Regions from separate parts of the Homo sapiens genome. Here region 2 is linked to region 1. The links are chromatin loops, found by intact Hi-C in ENCODE. Cell type or tissue: ascending aorta. All regions are shown on one strand. Region 1 overlaps CHCHD3 (coiled-coil-helix-coiled-coil-helix domain containing 3). Region 2 overlaps CHCHD3 (coiled-coil-helix-coiled-coil-helix domain containing 3).

Region 1 (2,500 bases):
CCACTCTTTGTTTTTCCCCATTCACAGAGTCCTGAGCTTCAAAAATAGTGCTAAAAAGTTATCCCAAAGTTACAAATATGCATGTAAAATTACATTCCGTGAAGAAGCATAAAACAAAATAGTCCAATTGACTGACTATGAAATACTGTGTGTAAGATTATATCATACAAAAATGAAAAGAGGTTTATGTTAGGTCTCTTTCCCTTCAGAGTTGCTAAAATTGAGAAGGTAATAAACTAATGTCGGCGTTGCTTTGTAAAGGTATCAGTGCCTATGCAGTCCCCCAAATTGAATCGTTACAGAATTGGCAATCCTTCCAAGCCCTGTCGCTAATCAGCAACCTAATGTGGAAGAGATAAGCAAAGGGAAGAGGCAGCGGTGCGATGCTGAGGGAGTGTGCTCACCAGGCTTTCGAAACGGACCATTTACTACAGAGCAGCCTTTCAAGAAGAAAAACACCGTGGGGTGGGACGCAAAGCAAGGGGAAGGGACTGCAAGATTAACTATCGTTAAAAACATCTTCGGCATACTGCCTACATGCTACACAAATGTTTCATAAAGTCAAAACTTCAAAACGGCTAGGTAAACAGCATCTACTTATACAAATAAAACTATATTTCCACGATGTTAACAACCATTTCTAAATTCCAGCTACATTCTAAGCCCGAGGAACTGAGGCTTTTTAATTATGCAATATTAGTCATTGACATAGTGCTCAAATCCCACGCAGCATGAACCATGTTAGCTAAACTAACAAAATGAATAATTTAACTCTCTGCCAGCAGGAATTCACTATGCCACCTTCATTATTTACTTCACAATATCCATTTCTATCATTTTTGAAAGAACGGCTGTAGGTGTTCAAGATGAGCCCACTGGCTGCCTATATAGTTTTTGATCCACATATCACAGGAAGATTAATCTGTCCTCCATTCCAAAAAAATCTATGTAATCAAGGATGTTTTAAAATCAAACTACCTCCCCCTCATTAAGTTCTAATCCATTGTGTCAATGATAGCTCAAGTAAAATATAATCAGTATTTCACCTACTTCAGATAAAGCTCATAAGCTATATTACTGTCACTGTACCAAAAAAAAGTATGCTATCACCTCATCAGTTGTGAATTTTTACACTTTCTACTATTTGAATTTGCTATTTCAATTTTTTGTTACCACACCAGAAAAAGATTCTTTTCTTTTCTTTTTAAGAAAGAACAATTTTAGACACAAAAAATGCTTCTACCATTTTCCTGCATAGGAAGAATTTTATGGCTTCTCACTGTAACTAACAGGGTTGTAAAAAAAAAAAAAAAAAAAAAAAAAAAAACAGCAAGAGACCAAATGTGTTCACAGCAATCCAGAACAAATTTTGTCAGAGACCAATGCTTGAACTCATCACTCTCTTACACTCTGCGAATATCAAAAGTTTCCCAGTTACTCTATGGTTCACAGGAGGTCTAAGTTCAATTCTGTGGAGATGATGGCTATCATGGAGATCTGAAAAATGGTCCCTGCATCCAATACTGTCATTTTATATGCAGCTAGAATGGTATCAACTCATATTCAACTCCCGGTTAAAATAATTTTAAAAATAAATAAATACTGTCAAGGAAGAAAAATTTCAGGGATAACTATAAATTTCATTAAGATGTATAGCAGATGTTACACAGAAGATGAATATTCATTATATCTGGCTTCCTCTGCAATCCATTTTATCTTTACGGTAATTTCCAAATATCCCAACACAAAATGCTTCCTATACAAAAATTCAACTATAACACGTATGTGATGCAGTCTGTCATTTTTTGCTTAGTTCAACATGACTTAAGTTTGTTAATGTACTTTGACAGAGTTGCATAACATCCTAAAATGTTTTGAACAATGCAGTTTAGGCTGCAATGAAATATTTATGAATGAATAATGTTCCTGAATATAAGTTTTAATATTTAATGATTCCGAGTGCTGCCTGGATTTGATGCAGAAGAAAAATGTGGTTTGGAATGACTGCACTTATCAAGGGACCTGAGAAAAAGACTGCGGACGCCAGGCAAACCTTTAACCTAAACTTGGAACTGGGGTCTCAGGTGTGAAATTGATGCTTCACCAACTGAATTTCGAGTGCTTATCAGTATTCACAGGATCACACCACTTATCAAATGTCATTCATCAGAAATTTTAGAATTACTAGAAGCTCACATGTTTTGCCAAAGGTGGAAAAAATAATAATAAGGTTAGTGCAAAAAATAACAATGGGTAGTCTAGCTTCAAGTGCATTTAGGAATCAACTCTGCCAGTTACATCAACATGTCATTTTGATTACTCCTGTTTTTAAAAATGCATGAAACTGTAATAAAGTAGCAAGTTCAGATCAAATAATGACTTGTCTCCACATCTTCTACTAAGGGAAGTACCTAATCTAAAATATCACACAGCAAAGTTGGTCAATGAGTCAATTTAATCAAATCAATGGGTAATCTGCACAGATTATTGGATTTGTCTC
Region 2 (2,500 bases), 53 kb after region 1:
GTAACTGTACATTAATACAATTAGAGAATAATAGTGTCTGAACATGAAACAATTTCTTTACTTGTGGTGTTTAACCATTTAGAATAAAGAAAATACTCCATAATCCACACTTCCACTGTGAACCTCTGAACAATGACTCCTTGGTCAAAGTCCTTTTTACAGCTAGTGCACTGCTGCTACATGCCATTGCTTCTAAGGTACACATTTATTCGTCTCTGATACCGACGGTATCTTCCTGTCACTGTGGGCCAGGTGGTAGTCATAACATAGTTCATGACATTATCTATGTGAGATCAAGAAGGCAGTAGCATCAAAACATGCAGAATGAAGGGCCAGGCGTGGTGGCTCATGCCTGTAATCCCAGCACTTTGGGAGGCTGAGGCGGGAGGATCACTTAAGGCCAGGAGTTCGAGATCAGCCTGGCCAACATGGTGAAACCCTGTCTCTACTAAAAATACAAAAAATTAGTGTGGTGCTGCATGTCTGTAATCCCAGCTACTCAGGAGACTGAGGCACAAGAATTGCTTGAACCCGAAAGGTGGAGGTTGCAGTGAGCCAAGATCTTGCCACTGTACCTAAGCTGAGTAACAGAGGAGGCTGTGTCTTAAAAAAAAAAAAAAAAAAAAAAAAAAAAAAAAAAATGCAGAATGAGAGTCAGCAGCTTGGAAGAAAATTCCAGGATAGACAGTAGAGCACACTTTTTAACAACTGCTACATTACTACCACTCTTAATGGCACACAGGGTGACAGTATAGGAAAAAACACTCACATGGACAACATGGAGGCAGAAAATGATTCAGAAGACTTGGGCTCTGAATGTAAGCTTCAAGAATATTGCTACCAATTCATTTCACTTAAATTTTCCTTTTTATTTATGAACATAGATAGAACAACTCCAATAAACATAAAATGAATATTCTAATGGATAGGAAAGCACTTTATCACAGCTTAACTGTCAAGGTTATTTCTTAGTGGAACATAAAATCTTAAAAATATGCCAGGCGCAGTGGCTCATGACTTTAGTAATCCCAGTACTTTGGGAGGATGAGGGAGATAGACCACTTGAGGTCAGGAGTTTGACACCAGCCTGACCGACATGGCAAAGCCCTGTCTCTGCTAAAAATACAAAAAATTAGCCAGGCGTGGTGGAACGTGCCTGTAATCCCAGCTACTCAGGAGGCTGAGGCACCAGAATCACTTGAACCCAGGAGGCAGAGACTGCAGTGAGCTGAGATTGAACCACTGCTCTCCAGGCTGGGTGACAGAGCAAGACTCCATCTCAAAAAATAAAATAAAATCTTATAATTACTGGCATCTTAAATGCAATAAAACACAATATTTCAAGCACAGAGAATACTGCTCAATGTTCTTGAAGAGTTCCTTCAGAAAAAGACCACAGCCAAGCCAGAAAGCATAACAACAATTACACCTGCTAGCTTTAAACTTCTCCAAACACTGACAAGGTTCTTGTAAGCCAGTGGGGGCACTGCAACATTCAAGCAGCCACTTCTTGAGGCTGCATTTCAAAAGGCAGGATCTCTATCTCCATTATAACATGTTTCTGCCTCATAACAGGGCAAGCAAACAGCGCGGGGAGATAGCATGACACACACACCCTTCCAAACCAAAACACAGCTGCTCTGTTAAATTTAGACCTACCAACCTTGACAGTACCCTTTTAACTACTATTTTTTCCCTAATTCTCTGGGGTGCTTTTTTTAAACCTAGAAGCTGCCAACAGCATTTTTCTACTAGCCAAGTTATTCTAAGCATCATATCCAAATAATGCAACATAAATAAATTCTTCTAAAGCAATAGATTTGTTTAAACGTATACTCTTGCACCTTGATCATTTTTATTTTTTTCTAATTTTTAAATTTTATATATTAGTTCTAGGCATACACACATATGTATATGTATGAATGAACATTTAGAGATAAAATTGCATTTCAGGCTGCTTGAGGATAACCTCAAAAAAAGACAATTCTCATTTATAAATGTTCACAGACATATACAAATAAGCTCATAATTATAACTATATGTAGCTATATAACTATAGCTGCAAATCTAATCATTCGTTCAAAAAAATGTTTTGTCCAAGTATAATCGCAGTGTTAGGAAACAAAGACGAATGAAAATGGTTCTTATCTAAAAAGCTCAGAATCTATCAAGGGAATCTTAGAGATAACAGTCCATTCCACCATCTGACAGATAAGAACACTAAGGCCCAGAGAAATAAAGAAACATACCCAAGGTAAAACAGCCAGTTGGTTATAAGGTTGAGATAGAAGTATTTCTAGTCAGCAATCCAATACCATGCCAATTTAGTCTCTACTGATTCTACAATGTTCTAGGCATTAGGTTAGCCCTGAGTTAAGTATTATTCCAATGTTATAAAGAGCCCCATGGTGACTCAGGGCTGGCTGGTCCCAAAACCTGAGCCCCCTCATTGTATCAATTGCCTCTGTGCTAACCATTCTGCAGCTACAGACCTTCACAG

The links. Hi-C counts contacts between places; a loop is a spot of excess contacts. Peaks named below come from ENCODE experiments on the same cell type or tissue, not always from the same donor. Only the 100,000 strongest peaks of a DNase experiment are listed, where the experiment ranks them.
Region 2: it touches region 1 in a loop (4-fold over the local background); 2 of 110 quality-filtered maps call a loop at or near these places.

Annotation. Positions count from the first base shown.
Region 1 is chr7:132,996,362-132,998,861 of GRCh38, forward strand. The region is part of intron 3 of CHCHD3 (coiled-coil-helix-coiled-coil-helix domain containing 3); the gene reads right to left. Among named protein-coding and RNA genes, the nearest start is that of MIR3654, 37 kb to the right of the region's middle. In ascending aorta, no CTCF peak of the experiment used is centred here; no DNase peak of the experiment used is centred here.
Region 2 is chr7:133,049,735-133,052,234 of GRCh38, forward strand. All of the region lies in intron 2 of CHCHD3 (coiled-coil-helix-coiled-coil-helix domain containing 3), which reads right to left. Among named protein-coding and RNA genes, the nearest start is that of MIR3654, 16 kb to the left of the region's middle. In ascending aorta, a CTCF peak has its summit at 1,489; no DNase peak of the experiment used is centred here; H3K27ac peaks cover 450 bases.